2 separate regions of the Mus musculus genome follow, and region 1 is linked to region 2. A link is a loop called in an ENCODE intact Hi-C map of the cell type or tissue named here. Cell type or tissue: heart. All regions are shown on one strand. Each heading gives the region's core, and the rest is flanking DNA. Links, peaks and the distances in the headings are about the cores only. Region 1 has its middle 16 kb from the start of Sephs1. Region 2 holds the start of Bend7 (BEN domain containing 7).

Evidence for each region. A loop is a pair of places that touch in the nucleus more often than their neighbours do. Peaks named below come from ENCODE experiments on the same cell type or tissue, not always from the same donor. Only the 100,000 strongest peaks of a DNase experiment are listed, where the experiment ranks them.
Region 1: it touches region 2 in a loop (2.3-fold over the local background); 15 of 42 quality-filtered maps call a loop at or near these places.

What each region holds. Positions count from the first base shown.
Region 1 is chr2:4,860,867-4,870,343 of GRCm38, forward strand. No RefSeq gene overlaps it. Among named protein-coding and RNA genes, the nearest start is that of Sephs1, 16 kb to the right of the region's middle. In heart, for the core only: a CTCF peak has its summit at 3,876 (motif pointing left); no DNase peak of the experiment used is centred there.
Region 2 is chr2:4,711,775-4,721,251 of GRCm38, forward strand. Bend7 (BEN domain containing 7) reads left to right here and starts at 6,057. Exons shown (of 9, transcript NM_178663.4): 1 at 6,057-6,518; 2 at 8,707-8,790. The coding sequence starts at 6,458. In heart, for the core only: a CTCF peak has its summit at 5,921 (motif pointing right); DNase peaks (open chromatin) are centred at 6,047, 6,207 and 6,597; H3K4me3 peaks cover 2,352 bases; H3K27ac peaks cover 1,146 bases; H3K27me3 peaks cover 2,961 bases.

The DNA of each region.
Region 1 (9,477 bases), core at 715-8,714, 150 kb after region 2:
CAGGGGTGGCACCCCCCACCATGCATGGGCTGAGCTCTCCCATCAGTCCCTACTTAAGAAAATGCCTACAGGCCAATCTCATGGAAACATTTTCTCCTCTCTCTGATGACTTTAGCTAGTGTCCAGTTGCTATAAAACTCTCCAGCACACCTGCCAAAATTGACCATCTTGAGTCGAGAAGGGGGACAGAGTTGGGGGTGCAGGGGGATGACTCAGCTGTTAACAGTGTGTACTGCTCTTGTAAGGGCCCAAGTTCAGTCCAGTCCCCAACACCCACACTGGGCAACTCACAACCATCTCTGCATCTGCCTCCGGGGGATCTGACACCCTCTCCTGTCCACACACACACACACACACACACACACACACACACACACACATACATAATTAAAACTAAAGAGAGCTGGATCCGTGTCTGAGTGTGATACTTGTTGCTCTTGCAGGGGACACGGCACCCTACATAGCAGCTCACAACCATCCATCCCTCCAGTTCCAGGGGACCCAATGCTCTCTTCTGACCCCTGAGGGTACCTGGCATGGCATGTCACACACAGACAGTAAAACAAATAAATCTAAAAATCAGGATTTTGTAAGATAAACCATTTTACTGCACTTTAGGGACAGTATGCTTCCTAGTATTTTCTATGCAACTCTCGGGTAACTTTTTAGGTTAGGTCTGGGGTTGTGGATTCTCTGATCTCACGATGTCCAATAGAGTAGCCACTAGATAGGTGGCTACTAAATTCTTAAAAGGTGGTCAGTCCTAACTGTGACATACTCTGTGGTGGTTTGAATGAAAATGGCCCCTATCCCCTCATCTATTTAATTTATTTTCCCAGTTGGTGGACTGTTTAGAAAGGATTAGGAGGTGTGGCCTTGTTGGAGGAGGTGTGGCCTTGTTGGAGGAGGTGCGGCCTTGTTGGAGGAGGTGTGGCCTTGTTGGAGGAGGTGTGTCACTGGGGTGGACTTTGAGGTTTCCAAAGTCCCATGCCAGGCCCATCTATCCCTTTCCTCTGCTTCCTGTGATTGGATCAGATGTGGGCTCTCAGCTACTGCTCCAGCGTCATCCCTGCCTGCCGCCTTGCTCGGGCCACGGTGGTCATGGACTCACCTCTGAAACTACGGTAGGCAAGCCAACAGTTAAATGCTTTCTCTCATAAGTTGCCTTGATCATGGTGTCTTCCCAGCGATAGAAAAGTAACTAAAGCAAACCCTGAGTAAAAGCCACGTTTCAGAAATATTAATGAGCTCTTACATTTTTGGTTGCGTGTTGAAATGACGTTATTTAGTATTTATGGGTGTAAATAAAACAGTGTTAAACTCAATATCATTTGTGTCTTTTCAACAAGGCTACCAGACAATTGAAAGTTGCAACTGTAGCTCTAATTCTGTTTCCTTTAGTTAGAGATTTGATTTTCTTTAAACAAAGTTGCTGAGTTTGTAAGGTGCTTATGGACATTATAAATCTCCTGAATGGAGACATGACAGGATTTACAAGTGTATGTGACCACGATGTCATAATATCTCGTTCTAGTTATCTATTTTTTTCCCCTCACGAGCTCCAAAAACATCAGCGTTTACATCTTCTTAATCTCAAAGTCTCCTGTGGGGAAGGTCAGCTGTTTCAGACTTGGCCTTCCCCGAAAAAATTACATTTACTGAAACAAAGTAGCTTGCTATTCCATTGACTTTAACTTGGTTACAAGACTTGGGATGTAGCTCAGTTGGTAGACTGGAGCCAGCATGCAAGAAGCCCTGGGTTCAATTCCCAGCACTGAGCCTGCTCTTGCATGGTGTGGTGGTTTGAACCATAAGCTCCTATCTTTGAATGCTTGGTCACAGGGGGCTACTTAAAAGGATTGGGAGGTGTGACCTTGTTGGGAGAAGTGTCTCAATGGAGGTGGGCTTTGGGGTTTCAAATGCTCAAGCCAGGCCCAGTCTCTCTCTCTCTCTCTCTCTCTCTCTCTCTCTCTCTCTCTCGCTCACTCTCTCTCTCTCTGATCTGGATATAGAAATCTTAGCTACATGCTGCTATGCTTCCTGCCATGACATAACAAAGTAAACCTCTGAGTGTAAGCCAGCCCTAGTTTAATGCTTTCCTTTATACGAATTTCCACGGTCATGGAATCCCTTTACAGCAACCGCACAGTGACTATGGCACATGCCTATAATTGCTATAGGAGTAGTGATGGGGGATCAGAAGTTTGAGGCTAGCCTTGGCTACCGTGACCTTGAGGGATCAGAAGTTTGAGGCCAGCCTTGGCTACCGTGACCTTGAGACTAGGAAGGGGTTCGATGGCAGAGCGCTTGCCTGGCGTTTGTGGCCTTGATTTAGTCACTGACGCTGCAAAAGAGCGCACTCAAGACCCGCAGAAGCATTTTCCATCCAGGGGCTCAGTACAGCAACTCAACAACGCCAAAGAACAGCATATGTGATCATCCCCCTGCGTCCTGTAGAACTGTAGACTCTGAGATTTGGAAGGTACCTGCTCTACTACCTAAAGTCATAGTTAGGGCCACCCATCTAACCACCAATCAGACACCAAATAGTCACTGTGTTCCGGTGTCCGCTCTGTGCCAGGCACACATTTCATATCAACCAAAGAGCTCAGTGCGTCGGTTCTACCACCTCCACTCCAACGCTTTGGTGCACAGATGACGCACAGGTCACGAAGTGTAAGGGAGAGGCTGCCATGCTTCCTTAGAATGCTGGGATTTTTTTTTTCCTGGAATGTGGAGAGATTGGCAAAGCCATCAAACAGCACATTCCTCTTCAGCAGATAGAAATAGATGGTGATTGCACCAAATAACGGCAACAGTATGCTAACAGTATCATACAAGTCTTTCATTTTAGAGTAGTAAGATCATAATACAGACACACAAGCTGAGCCTGCTGCGCAGGTCTATGACCTGGGTACTCTAGAGGCTAGGGTGGGTAAGGTCCAAGTTCAAGGCCTGCTTGGGCTACAGAATGAGTCTGAGGCTAGACTACACAATTTGAAAGAGGACTGGGAATATAGACCAGCATGCTTGAGGCCCTAGGTTCAATCTTCAGTACTGTAAACAAATCAGAATTTCCCAGAAACCCTTGCTCTTCTGTGTTTCTGTACCAGCGTGAAGTTTGCCGTATTTCTTTTCCATGTGTTTCTCTGTATCTGGCATTCCACAAGGCATGCCTTCCTAGCTTGTGATTTTATCTCTTCTGTGTGTCCACATACTAGGCTTTCTCTCGACAAGAATGGGAACAAGACCAGCTCAGAAAAAGTGCTGAGCTTTTCAGATTTCACGGTCAAGGCCAAGTCAGAGCGCAGCCACCCAATGGCACTGCATGCAGCCAGCCACGGCTTCCAACAGCAATGCCTGGACACCCTCTATGTTTGATGTCTTGAAGGTGTTCAGGTTTTAACACCACACATACACACACACTCAGACACACACACACACCACACAAACACATACTCAGACATACATACACACTCACAGACACACAGAAACACACTCATGTACACACCACACAGACACACAGACACACTCACGTACACACCACACAGACACACAGAAACACACACACACTCAGACACACACACACACCACACAAACACATACTCAGATACACACACACACACACAGACACACACACACACTCATGTACACACCACACAGACACACACACACACAGACACACACACACTCATGTACACCACACACACACACACACACACACACAATTGCAGTTTATGGGGGCGGGGGCTGGGGGGAGAGTGCACAGAACTGAGGAGCTACTGCTCCAACCTTCCAGGCAAATCCTAACTCAGTACACTGTGTTATCCTGCCATCTGCTGGCCAAAGTGAGAATTGCGCCAAACACACTGGAAGGAAAATTGTAATTCAGAGCTCAGCTTGATTAATAAATAATACAAAGACTCTCTCTAAGGAGAAGCAGGTAAATCTCTTTGAAATACATCAGCAGTCCCCAGAGCGAAAATCACCCCTCCAAGTGTCACAAATGACAAGCAAACGCGTATAACAACCAAGTCTCAAATTCCACGGGATGTTATCTGTAGGAGACCCTGAAAGGCGGTGACTGCCTTAGTTCTCTGCAGCGTATGAACACGTCAAGTCACCTCTGAAGTAACCTTGCAGTAGTGATGACCCTTGGCCAGGGCACCACTCCTCGAACTCTTAGTGTTGTTTATAACTTCACTGTTGCCCCCGTGTCTTGCAGGTATGGGTGTAGATAGATGTATGTGTGTGTGCTGTCATGTGTGTGTGCCTGCATGTAGAGCCCAGAAGTCATCTTCAGGTGTTGTTCCACACTGTCCACCTAATTTTTTTTTGAGACAGACTCTCTCACTCTCACCCAGAGCCTGCCAGGTTCTGTAGGCTGGCTGTCCAGTGAGGCCCAGGCATCCATGCCAGTACTGGGATTTCAAACTCTGCCCACCATGCCCTTCCTTCTTATATAGATCCTGTAACCCCACTCATGTGCCCTGGGGAAGGAAGAGTGCCCGGTGTCCACACTGTCCTTTCATGCTGACCGTTTATGAGATTATCCATCCTCCGGGGCTGCTGCTTTCTGTGAACGCGATCCAGCTTCCTCCCTGCACTGCCTCACTAACAGAACTGTCTCCAGACCACACCAAGTCTAGACTGTGACAGCTGCTGTCATCCTGGATATAGCTTCATGCTTCACTCATTCCGGCCACCCGAGGACAAAACACCACATCCTCCGCATTCTGAACAATGCATTTTTATAGCCTCACATTAGAAAATATGCTGTGTGTTATTAAAGGGATCATCTTGATTAAGATGCTTGCATAAGAGGTCCACAGCCTACAAGGACCTAGATAAACAGCTGGGATACATGACAGAGGGAGACAGATAGATGGCAGTTTCCAGAAGTTGGCCAGGCTCTGCAGTGGCTTCTGGTGTCTGAGGCTAATTTAAAGCGATAAGTGAGAGAGCGATACACGTGGATGGGGCAGTAGAGCTGTGGTGCTGGGTTGCTGTCCCAGACAAACGAACAAAAAATAAGATAGAATAATAACCCATAAGCCTCAGACACAGGCAAGCACATCCCCTGTGAGCCAGGAGACACTCTGCTTTTCCTGAACCTTATATAATCACGGGGAGGGCAGAGAGAGAAGCCATGTCTTCAGGGACTTTAAAAGCCAAGCTAAGGAAACTGGAGAGAGAGCACAATAAATTGCATGCTCTGCACACCTATAAGGTATGGATTTGGTCCTCAAACCCACATGAAAATGATGGGCATTGGGGGCCTCCACCCTCTCAGAGGAGAAGCGAAGGAGGGATGGGAGAAGGATTGTGAGATGGGGTGACCAGAAGGATTGGCAGTGAGTGGGATGTAAAATGAATGAATAAAAATAATGATAATAAAAAGATTATGGCACAAATAAACTTGCTTCTGGATTTAATGGGAAAAGGAACTGATAGTCTTGGTGGCGCATACTAGGAAGCCCAGCACCCGGAACAGAAATAGACAGATCTCTGCAGCTTGATGGATGGACAACCCATCGAACCCAATTAGTGAGCCCCAGGCCCGGGAGAGACCCTGCCTCAAAGGAGGAGGAGGAGGCCATCTGTAAGGGTGACTCTCAAGGCTGTGCTCTGGCCTCCCCATGAATGCGCATACATACAACATGCACATACCCGCATGTGAGCACACACAAAGACACACCACAAACACTAAATAGTTGTTTTGCTTAAGCAGAGATTCTGAACTTTTTTAACAATCCAGAACATCTCACACCTCCCCACACACTTTAGGAATTGGGCTGTATCCCACTTTGCCTTGGATGCTAAGTACCTCTGAGAAAGGCTGGTCACTGGGTGTTATATAAAATGCTGCCCAGGGCAGACAGCTTGAGGAGTGCCCACAAAGGCTGCCAAAGAGACCTGGGCTTCCAAGAAGAAACAACCAGATCCCATCCAAACTGGAGCTCCGAACACCACAGGGCAACTAATACCACAGCTAGGGCTATCCCTATGGCCCTGCTGAAAGAGCCACATATAAAAATCTAAAGAGAATTTCATTTGTGACCTCTGCAGCAACCTTTGGTGGGATACTCAGCTCCTTGAGTTGGGTGCGGGAGGAGGTAGCCTCACATAAGAACAGAGATCTCCTGGCTGTACCCCAAAGCACCCCCAGCACTGATCCCTTGACTGTACCCCAAAACACCACAGCACTGATGGCTCCCCCTCCAGTGTCAGTCAACAGACAAGGTTCAGTAGGACCCCAAATGTGCTTCCCCACCAAATTCCAGGGCTGAGGACCAGATATAGACAGTTTAAGGACTGGCTTTTGTTTGTTTGTTTGGTTGGTTGGTTGGTTGGTTTTGGTTTTTGGTTTTTTTGAGACAGGGTGTTCTGGAACTTGCTTGGTAAACCAGGATAGCCTTGAACTCATAGAGATCCTCCTGCCTCTGCTTCCCAAGTGCTGGGATTAAAGGTAGGTACTGTCTGTCAAGGGACTGGCCTTTTAATGTCGGGGCAGGAGAATGTACCATAAGGCTAAGGCTAGTATAGTTTGGATAGTTAAGTACAAATGCTAAAGACTTAGTTCCCAGTATGTGGCTCCAGTGGATGGGAGTGGAACATTAGGAGATGGGTCTGACTGTAACATACCCGGAGTGTCCTCAAAGAAGACCCTGCAACCCCTCCCCCACTCTCCCTACCTTCTCCTTTTCTCTTCTCCTCTTCTCTTTCCACTCTCCGTCTCTCATTCCCAGATGACGTGAGTTAGACAGCTTTGCTCACTGTGCTCCCGTAACGATGGCTAAAGCAACCAGACCAAGCAAACAGGGGTGGAAACAAAAACCCCATGTAATCACCCTTAAGGCGATTGATTGTTCCAGGTAGCTTTTTATGAGGAGAGAAAGAAGACATCAAAAGTCCCGGACAGTTTTATTTACAATAGTATCTAGCATCCAACACAAAAAGTCCTCCAAAGAATATCTAGGTAAAACTTGCTCAGAAACACTGTACGAGAAGCCTTAGGGAGATGACAGCTCAGCCCATGAAGGACTTGCTTCACATGAGGACCCGAGTTCAAGCCCCAGAACCCACATTAAAAACAACAACAGAAACTAAGAACCAGTAAGTAGCCCAGCACAGGGAGGGTGAAAACAGGTGGGTCCCTGGGGCTCACTGGCTAGTCAGTACAGTTGCCAACAAAGTCCACCAGTGAAAAACCACATGTCACAAACAAGAGGGTCAGTCCCTGAGGAATGATGGCAGAGATTAACCTCTGACCTCCTGCATGCGCACCTGTACACATATACGCATCTACGTGGCACACACACACATACACAATAGTAGCAGATACCATGTGACAGAGACAGAGTTAAAATCAAAACGTAGGCAGCTCCTTTCTGAAGGCCCCAGGGAAGAATCCATATCTCGCAGCCCAGAAGCCTTGCCCTTCCTTGCGTAAGAGGCCAGCGATAGCGAACCCCCCATACTCCATTTCTCTGTGTTCCTTCCTTCTTTCTTCCTTTCTTTTCCCTTTTTCTCTTTTGAGACGAGGCCTGTCTCAGCCTCCTAAGTGCAGATTCTAGGCAGAACCCTTCTTGATGGGATTTTATTTCTAATTCTTATGTATATTACACACTCTTTTGTGTGTGCATCCACCCAGCAAAGCTGCTCCTGGGTGAGGCTATGGACAGCTTGCTGTTTCCCAGACAGCATCGAGGTATACAGAGTGAGTTCGACTGCACATCGAGGGGAAGTAATCTCCAATGAGAGAACTCCAAGCTCTTGCCAGCATAGCTCCAGGGTCAGTGACAGAAATGGACACCCAGTATCTTCTTCAGGCCTCTGAAGGTACAGGCCTGGTACACACAGGCTACACACTCATATACACATGTATAAGCCAAAAACTAAGAGAACATCTGAGAGAGAGAGGGAGAGAGAGAAGGAGAGAGAGAGAGGGAGAGAGAGGCGCCAAGAGGCCAGGATCCCCTTCCTGGAAACCAGACCTCACTCTATTTGGGGGCCAGCAGATTATCCAGCTGGCAATGGAACTTGTCCCTAAACCTGATGACCTGAATTCAGCCACTGGAACCCAGATGGTGGAAGGAGAGGACAGACTCCTGCAAGTTGTCCTCTGGCCTAGGCAGGCTCACCATTGCTAGACAGACAGACAGACAGACAGAATGATAGAAAAATGGACAGCTAGATGATAGATAGATGATAGATAGATAGATAGATAGATAGATAGATAGATAGATAGATAGAAACTGAGAGATAGATAATGAATCTCACTAAGCTTTCAATAGTTGCCAATGTGCTAAATGTAAAATAGGCATCTTATTTTAATTTGAATTCTTCTGGATTATGATAAGATTGAAAATCTTCTTTTTTTGTTTTTTTTGTTTTTTTTTTTTTTTTTTGGTTTTTGGGTTTTGGTTTTTTTGAGACAGGGTTTCTCTGTGTAGCCCTGGCTGTCCTGGAACTCACTCTGTAGACCAGGCTGGCCTCGAACTCAGAAATCCACCTGCCTCTGCCTCCCAAGTGCTAGGATTACAGGCGTGTGCCACCACTGCCCAGTGAAAATCTTCTCATCATGCAATCCATTCAGTTGTCCTCTTCTGTTACTCCCTACTTATATTTTCACTATTCGTTTCCAAGTCTTTTTTTTTTTCTTTGTAGAGTTTCTCACATATATTCTGGAGAACGTTTCTCTGCTGATTGACTCTTCCACAGCAGAGCGAAAGCACACGCACCCACAGAGTCTGTGGCTTGTCTTTTCATGTGGATTGAATATCTTTTTTATCAGGCAGAAGCTTTACTAGTATTGTTAAAATTATTAATATTTCCCTTTCTGGTTTGGGCTTTTCATATTTTCTTTAATGAGGCACGGTGACATGCATTTCTGGTCCCAAAAAGCAAGAGGCCAGGGCAGGTGGATATTGAGTTTGAGGCTAAGCTAAGCAACATAGCACGGCTTGAAAGGAGAGACGTTTCTCTGTTGTAGTGTGAAGGAGAAGAGGGAGAAAGAGGAAAGAAGGAAAGGAGTGAGGGAGGGAGGAAAAGGGAGGAAGGAAGAAGCAGGAAAGAAGGAAGGAAGAGAAGAAAGGAGAGGAAAAAAGAAGGGGAATGGAAAAAAGGACAGGCCCACGTCTCCTTCCCTTAGGTCATAGCTCCACTTTTAAAAGCATAAAGACAAACTTCTCTTCTGAAGTTTCTAATCTCCCAGAAACTAGCACTAGCATTAGAGAGTTCAGGAGCATCCACACAAAGAGCATCGCCTTCTTACATGTATACATTTGCCTGTACTGTTTTACCTGTGCTGACACATAATTACGTACATTTATGGTGGATAGATGCTGACTAGATACATGTATTCATTGTGTAACCACCAAATTGGGTAATTAGTATTTCTTTGTGCTGGGAACTTGCAAGGTTTACGCCTTGCTTTGAGATACATAGTAAATCATTGTGCCTCACAGCACAGTG
Region 2 (9,477 bases), core at 1,009-9,008:
CTGCCTCTGCCTTCTGAGTGCTGGGATTAAAGACGTGTGCCACCACGCCCTGCTCTTTTTTCTTTTTAATCTGTTACTGGTACCACTTAGTACTTTATATACCCAGTTTTATTTTAAACTCTTTTCAGACAGGGTCTCGCTAGTAAGCCAGGCTGACATTGAACTTAGAGTCTCTGTGCTCCACCTCCCAGCCACCATGCCTGGGGTTTCTCATATATGCTATAAACAAATACTATTCAATCTTCAATTTTTTATTTTTCTAATTACTTTCAGATGCAGATTTCATCTAAAAGAAGTCTGCAACATTGGTGTGATATAAGTAACGTTTTTTACAGTAAAGTCAAGGCCATGCGCAGCAAAGCATCCCACAGAGCTGCAGTACGAAGGTCACGTGAGTCACGCTGAGCACTCTGGGAGGGCCGTCGTTCCTCTGCCTTAAGGTTTGTCTGCTCCAGAGACAACGTACTCCAGAAGATGGAAACACGGGTCACAGGGAGATCTTCCCACGCAATCCAACCAGGGATGTTGTAAAGGGGAGATTACTGAGTTGTGACCAAGTGTGATCCTTATAAAAGACAGCATTTGTCTTTTATTTAAAAAAAAAAAAAAAAAAGGGCTGGTGAGATGGCTCAGTGGGTAAGAGCACCCGACTGCTCTTCCAAAGGTTCGGAGTTCAAATCCCAGCAACCACATGGTGGCTCACAACCATCTGTAACAAGATCTGACTCCCTCTTCTGGATTGCCTGAAGACAGCTACAGTGTACTTACATATAATAAATAAATGAATCTTTTAAAAAAAAAAAGTAAGTATTTGCAAAATACAAACTGGACCTGGTGGTTTTTAAAATCAGTGACCCAGGGGAGGTCATAAGGTTGGGAGAGGTGGGAGGACCCAGGAGGTGTTATGGTAAATATGATAAAATAAATTGTATGCATGGACAAAAATCCCAATTAGTAAAATAAATAAATAAATAAAACATTAAAAACCCTGTATTTTAGAAGTTTGACAGATGGAAACTTATAAAAAGCCATGCTGAAGACAGAGGAGAGAGTCAGGCCGCCAAAATGCAAGGAAAGCTAGCAGCTCCCAAAAGCTGGAAATTTCTTTGGAAACTTTTGATGGAGCTCACCCTGGTAGAAACCTTGATTTCAGCCTAGTGGTACTGAGTTTAGATTTCTAGCCTCTAGAAATGTGTAAGAAGAGGACAGTTTTGAGATGCCAATTTATGATGATACATTACAAGAAGTTTAAATGAAAAGTTTATGTGGTAGAAGATACTATCTTAATATGCCATAAGACTTTAAAACTCAGTGTCATTAAAAATAAGACTAGTCAGAATAAGAAAATAAGGTATATATTTGGTGAGGCCATTTGTAATATGGCCTTCTATAAGATTCCTATCCAAAGTGTAGAAAACGCCTAGATGCTTGCATGACCAATAACCATATGGAAATGTGTTCAACATCACTTGCTAATTACTGGGGAATGTAAATGAACATCCTAACAAGACAACATACCACTAGTTCTGCACAACTAAAATAATGAGTTCCAATAAAGTATATCTAGAACTCTCACACATTGTTAATGAAGCAAGATGAAAAAACTACTTAGAAAAACTGTAATTTACTAAATCTAAAAACGTGCATATAGTATAGTTCATCAACTCTACTCATATATATGCGATTGTATGTTTTTATGCACCAAGAAAGATGGGGGAAAATGAGCAATAGCCATCAGTAGTAGAATGTTTTTTGTTTTTGTTTTTGTTTTTTTAAATGCTATAGTCCTCTAAGACAATGTACAACACAGCAAAGAATGAGCTACCTATCCCAGCGGAGGAGACCAGTACATCTCTGGGACATGTTAAGCAGAAACAGCAAGATGCAAAACAGTATATAATACATGATTCCACTAACACTTAGCTCATCAATAGGCACAGGCAGGCTACGGTGACAAAAGTTAGAGTTATCTTTTCCTAGGGTGGGGTGAGTCTATTGGGGAGGTCGCAGGAGAGCTTGCTCGTATGTTTAGACAATTCCACATTTTCAATAGTATGGTAGGTGCACAGACATTTGCATTAGTAAAGTAAAACAAAGTGTCCACGTGAGATTTGTATTCTTGACTGTGTTTAATTTCGGTGTAAAGAAAAAATAGAAAACTTTAAAGAAATGGGACAATCACCGGCTACCTATCACTTGTTAAGAATCTGGAGACTGTCCTAATATCACTGAGAAAACAATGATCATATGAGAACATTAATATACACTAAGCTTGGAGAGTGACTAAGAGAATTACATCCTATACAAACACATGAAGCTCCTAAAGGAATGTAAACATAAGGTGACACTTTTAAATAAAGTTCCAAAAAAAAAAAAAAAAAAACAAAACCCACTTGACTGATATAATCTCTTACACTTTCTCCATTGTTTTAAATTTCTCTCACTGAAAGTAAACTAGAATGTGAACCTGTGTGAGGCTGAAGGATGGACTAAGGAGGGCCACTGTGTAGTTATCTGTGCTGTCTATGAGCCTCAGGACGAGTGACTATCCTCCAACTGAAAGCTACGGGGACTGCTAAGGTAAGGGAGCCCTTGGGGAATGACTACACTTTCAGTTCCAGAGAATCCAGAGGTATGAGTAGCTTAAGATTGATGATGCTGTTTTACCTTTCTTTCTGTTTGAGGGTTAAAAGGTAATATGTTGTAGTCACAATTATATACACAACTGGCTCAAATCCTGAAGTTTCTCTATTTACAAGCTGCCCAGTATGGTCGCCATAGAGCACCTGGAATGTAGGTAGTTTGAATGGATTTGTTCTCCAACTGCAAAATACACCTCACACACCAGTTTCAAAACTTTGTACAAACAGAATATAAAACATCTCAAGAACATTCTGCTACGTGTCCAAATGACAATGGTTTAATGGTTTCAGTTAAACAAAATGTATTTATGAAATGAACTTAATTTGATTGTTCTTTAATGTTAATACAAAAGTCCAAATTATTCATATGGCTCATGTTATATTTCTTTTGGGAAATGGGAGAGCTAAATAAAGATGGGAATTTTCATAATACTATTTATTTCTCTTACGACATAGTTTCCAGAGAATTTTAAGATTTATGTTACGGTTATTTAATGTTTTCTGGCCAAATTACCTGTCTTTGTCAAAGATTAAAACCTATGCTTAATCTTTATAATCAACCTGGTTTTGGAATGGCCATATAATAAGATGTTTGGCCTGCATGATGTCATGGAATATTTGCCCAGACTTACCCCGAGCTCCAGAACATGTAAACCTGTGGTTCTGAAGTTTCTGAGAACCTGTAAGTACTGAGCAGAGCTAGATCTAAAGAGTTTGCTAGGACACCTCAACCCAGACACTATATCCAAACAAACCAACAGTGCTGACCCTCGACATCTCTATGCTGAAGCCCCGACCTTGAATGACTGGATATGGAGATGAGGTCCTAATCGACAGTAATTAAGGTTAAAAGAAGCCAAAAGGGCAGGCTCTTGTCCATAAATTGTGTAGTCTTATAAGAGGAACTGGAGGTTGGAGGTCAGTGTGCGGGGGAACCAGCTCAGCAACTGAGAGCACTTGTTGCTCATGCAGAAGACCCAAGTTTGCTTCCCAGCACCCACCCCACGTGGAGGCTCACAGCCATTGCATATCCAGTTCTGATCTAATGCCCTCTTCTGACTTCTGTGAGCACCAGGCACACACATGGTGCTCATACACACATTCGGGTGAAACACATAAACATAAACTAATAAAATAATAAATCTAAAACATTTTTAAATACCAATTGTGAATGCTCAGGCAACAGGCAGCAGTTTACAAGCAAGGGAAAGATCCCTCCCTCCCCAGAGACAGACTGTATCAGACCTTGATCTTGGACTCCTTGCAGTGATAGGAAAGCAAATTTCTTAAGTCAGGCAGTCTGTGATATTTTGCTAAGTTAACCTACACAACCTATTACAGATACATACCCAGTCAAGGCAATTCCAGCTTGATATTACTTAATACTAACTGTAGATCCATAAATTTGTTGGATAAAGCCACAGTGGTGTGTACCAAGTAGAAAGTAAATAAAACTAGTTGATATCCCCTAGAAAGCAATAGAACAGGCTGTTTCATAGTCTTTACACACCATGAGTGGATACTCATGGACCATCTTTGAAGAGCTCAGTCAAAAGGGCAAAGACATAGTTACTATTAATTTTAGGTAGTCTCTTAAAATATCCCCTTAACTACATAGAGGATATTCCCTTCAGCAGGTAGAAGTCACATTCCTGCTTGAACTTAAAGTGAATGATATCTTTCCTAGGGATGTACTTCTTGGGGTGATACCTTCAATGATTTCATCATAGTTTAAGCACAATAAAAGCTTACTTTATGCTCCAAGGCGAGACTACTCTGCATTATTCAATTAGCGTAGTACTCAGCCTGTGACTATTGGAATAAAATTTGACAAGGGATCTCTCTCTCTCTCCCTCCCTCTATCTCTATCTCTATCTCTCACGGCCCCAGAATGGGGTGTAGAATGTTTTCTTACTTTAGAAACATCCCAGACACCTTCAGGTTTATAAAATTCTGGTTTTGAATGGAGGTGGGGGAAGAAACAAGTGGGATTATTGCCCAAACCACTATCATACTGAACCCTTCACTGCATCTTTTAACTCTAAAGAGATCAAAGAACTTCACCAAATACAATTTCATTTCTTCCATACACTTTTCTGGGAAAAGGACTCAGCCTCTAACATAATCTCAAAGAAGTAGGAAAAAAAAAATGAATCCCCTCTTAAAGTGATTTGCTTTAGAGCTGGATGAAGCGCTTGGTCTCCCTGCGGCCAGCCGGGTGTCCACACTGCCGGGTGTCCACACCCGTGTCTATCCACACCCGTGTCTATCCTGTTGTCTCCAGCTGGCTTGCTGCTCACCGGTTCTTTGGTTTTATTTCCCAGGCATGTTTGCACTGCTTGCTCCTTGGTAGTCACCCTGCTTCTAACGTCAAGGTTCTATCAGAGTGGCTTTTGAACGGCTGTCCATTTGAGTGCAACTAACCTCAATCATTCATCAAGACAGCCCACCCCAGCCCCCTCCCCCCTTTTCTCTGCATTCTTTGGAGCAACCTGACCTTCCTAAGGTGTTGGAGCAGCAGCCCATCCCTTCTTCCCCTTTGTACTTTGGTCTAGAAACCGTAGATTTGGAGGCCGTACTTTTAAGCGTGTCAGATCATGTTTCCACACTACCATTCCCAGGTGATGTAAAAAATCTTTTCTATTCCCACTTAAAACATGTGGTAAGAAATGGCGCCTACAGTAAGTGCACACTTGGCTCCCCAGAGAAAAAGATTACATAAAACTCCCAATGGCCATTGGCGGACGGCAATTATTTTGGTATTTCTGCGTCAAGTGGCAGAGTCTATGCACCTGCTATGACCACTGTTTCCCTAAGAGCCTGCACCCCCTTGCACTCCTCACCTCTAGTATTCCTCTCCCCAAAACACCATTCCAAGCACCCCCTTTGCATATAACTTCCCCTACAGTCCCCAGGGTGGGGATAAGAATTGATGTTCGCTCCATCCCATAGTCTTCTCAGCAGTACATGCTCAAATTTCTCTCTGTTTGCTCCAAGAGCGCGGATGGGTAAGTTCTTCACCCCCTCTTAAAAGTTGCCTAAAATCCGCGTCTGGCCCTGGCACCGCCCGCCTCTCAGACAGAGCGAGGGCTGGCCGCCAAGGAGCCACGATCCCTGGCTTATTTCTAAAGGCAGGTTCGCCTCCGGGAGCCGCAGAGGGAGGCCGGGCAGAGCGCGGCGTCCGTCCGGGGGGGCAGCTCCACGGGCCCGGGCCGCTCCGGACGCTGAACCGCGCGGCCTCCGGCCCATGCCGGGTCGCCGCACGGCCGAGTCCAGCAGTGGCGGCGGCCCCCGGGGGATGGCGGCGGCCGGGCTCCGCCAGCAGGTGGTCCCGGGGTCCCGGCGGCGCCGCCCCCTTCGACGGCGCGGCCCCTACTCCCGCGGGGGAGGTCAGCGCCCCGGCCGCCGCTCCGCACCCGCCGCCGCCGCCCTCCCTCGGCTCGCCGCGTCCCCCGGGCCGCGTCCGCAGGCTGAGCCCAGGCGGGCCGCGGCGAGCACCCCACAGCTCCGCGCCCCAGCCCGGCCCCGCTCCCAACGGAAAGTTGGGCTGCGGCGGGCTGCGTTCGGGAAAGAGCGAGGCGGCATGAAGGGGCACCGAGGGGTCGCCTAAGACACCGGGGAGGCGGAGCCGCGCGCGGGGACAACTTCGCCCCGGGCGCGCAACCCCCGGCCGGGCTCGCGGTGGTTCCTCCCGTCCCTCGGCCTCCCCCGCCGATCGCGACGCGGACCTTGGTCCCGGCGGCTCCGCGGCGGTGACACGAGCCCGCCTCAGCCGCCGCCTCAGTCTCCTGCCGCGCCGCCACCTTGCCCGCACCATGGAGTTCTCGGAGAGGAAAAGAAGCAGGAAATCCCAGAGCTTCAAACTGGTGAGCCGAGGTAAGCTGCCGGCCCGGGGACAGCGGCGGGAAGCCGGCGCCGCGCTCCGCGCACTCGGCCCCGCGCGCCCCGGCCGCCCGCGGGCTCCACGCCGGGGGCGCGCCCGCCCCGACCCCCTCGTCCCCGCCCGAACCCGGGCCCCCCGCGGGCCGCACACGCCCCGCCGCGGGGAAAGTTGTGCCTGAGGGGGACCCACCGGGTGTTATTGAAGGTAAACAAGTCGGAGGGCACGTCAGGAAATTAGCAAACAATGACACCGGGGAGCCGAGCCCACTCTGGGGTGCCGCCGCCACGGCGGCCGCTGGGCTGGGGTGGCTGAGGGTTTGCCTGGCCGGCAGGCCGAGAATAGACTGGGATTTGTTTTTGTTTTCGTTTTTTTTTTCCTTCCCCCACGCAAAGAGAAGGAGGAGAGAAAAAGATGATCATTGTTCTTTTTAAGAAGAATCAGCTCATTAGGGAATCGAAGCTCAAGGCAGAAATTGTTGACATACAGCATCTTTTCCAGTTGAGTGATTTGGGTGGAAAGGTAGTTTTAAGATTATCTCGTATACCAGTCAGACAAGTGTCGCATCACAAGAAATAAAGAAAAATCCAGCTTGGTCCTGCCGACTAACAGGTGTACAGCACACTCTTTATAGGCGTTTATTTTGTCCGGGGAGGAGAAAGTTGAGTAGTATCTCCTCTGGGTTCTGTTTCTTGTTCGAGTCCATCTTCCTGATTTGAGTCTTTAAAAAATGGTGCCAACTCGGACAAGAAACACCTGTCAAAATGTATCACCTTAATAATCGAGAATGGTGATACCCCCCCCCCAACCTCCCCAGAGGTAATGGTACAAGTTCTAATATGAGCCCACACTCTTTAAATATCTTTGCATTAACTTGGGTCAAAGCCAAATCAGAGAAGCGCTCCACTTTCCCTAGGTGGTTTTTATCTACCGCTAGCATCTGAGGAAAGAGCCACATGATTGTTCCAAGGGCCCCAGCAAAAGTCACATGTGAACAGGTGACTATTGGGAGGGTGATTGCAAGGGATGGAGTTTTTCTGAACTCAGCTAAGCAGACATGAGGATTTTATAAAGCTCACTTTTGGTTAGTCTGGAAACGGTTTAATTATAGACATTTTTGCAAATCTGCTCATCTGTGTTTCCCCTAATTTAGCTTTGTACTGTTTAACGATAGAGGCCTGAAATAGTGTAGTGCATGCATTCAAAATATTTGGCTACTCCTTCTCGGCCTCCACCTCCCCAACCAGGATGTTGACTACTCTGGAAGTCTCTCTGAGTGTGATGGCCCTGTTGATACAACGTGCTTCGTTCAGGAATGGAGGCTGCTTTCTTATTTATGACCCCAGGAAACTGACTACTCTATCTTAAGAGAGAGGGTAGTTTTGTCATGTTGTCCTGTGACAGCTAAGGCAAACAACAAACAAACAAGCCCACCCAAACCTTGGACAGCTGTTGAGAAGGGACCTCTATTTTCATACCTGGGTGGTCCTGGTTTGTAAAGAGCTACATTATCAAAATGCTGTAGCTTCCACACGAGATCCCAAGATGTTATATTTGAAATTTTGATTAACATAGTAAGTTTTTCCTTCTTTTTTAATGGTGAGTGATTCTGCTGTGCAGCTGCTTTTCAATTTTTTTTTTGGAAGATAAACTATTGCATCTTCAGTAAGGGCAGTAATTGCAAAAGATTCACTTATGTGAAAGGTAAAAGACTTGCTTCTTTTCAAAGTATACCTTTAAAAAAATAACACATCAATATCTTAAAAAAAAAATGCATCCTTACTTTTAAGCTGAGATTTTCTGGGTAAACCCAGTAGAGAGGCAGTTCCGAAACATGCTATTGATATGCTCACAGAAATGGTAGTGGAAATACGTTTGAGAAACTCCATTGGCCTGTGATTTGGCAAGATTTTTTTTTCTTTTCTTTCTTTTTTATTTATTTTATTTTATTTTTACAAATATACTTGCTGTAGCCAAGCATATCTGTTTTGTAAGGCGCAGTGGTATTTCAGGTTCCTGTACTTCACAGTAAGTAACGTTTGGTGATTAGTATTGACTCCGATTCTGTGAGAGTTCTTGAAAGTATACTTGTAGATTATACATCTGGGATGGGAGTCTTTAGGTGCTTATTCCTATTTGTTGAAGTCATTAAAATACTAATTTTCGGTTATTTTCTCATGCCAGATTATCACCATGAGGTGTATAAAATCTCAGAATTCAGCAATGATGTTAATGGGGAGACCAAAGAGACACAACCCATTTACTTAGGTAGGTTCTTATGTCAATTAATTTCTCAGCAAAACAGCGTGGCGTGGCCATTTGCAATTTCAGGGGCAGGGTGGTGGTGGGAGAGATTATGGAAGAACGGGAAATGTCTGCCATTGCTTAATGCATGACATTCTTTTCAAGACCTTTTATTTTACAGATTGCCAATATATCCCTTATTAACATTGCTAAAAGTTGTAATTTCAGACATAAATGTTTATTAGTGTCTACACACAGTGCTAATTATCACTCAGTCACAGAGCCAGATGCTGACTACGCAGTTTCGCCACTCGGCGCTCACCCCATTTACATTGCATATTCTCTGGCATGCTTCACTGGCAATAGTTTGTGTAATTGGGGTATTACATCTTTGACATCTGGATAACAGAAATTCAATTTCCAGGAAGCTGCTATTTGTTTGGTTTTGCTTCTGCCTTGGGTGGGATAGAGGATGGATGTGCTGTCTTATTAAAATGTCCTTTCACCTCTATGGCCTGGTTGCTAATCCTGCCGTGGCACAGTTAAATTAAATCTGTAGTCCAAGCAGCGTAAAGAGAACAAAAGTGATTGTCTGCCTTGCCACCTCTTGATAGTGCCTCTTACTACTCAACAGCTTTGCACTTCCTGGCTGTGTCTTTTTCACTAACATTTGTGGTCAGAGAGAAAAGATGACTTTTCTCCTGTCACCAC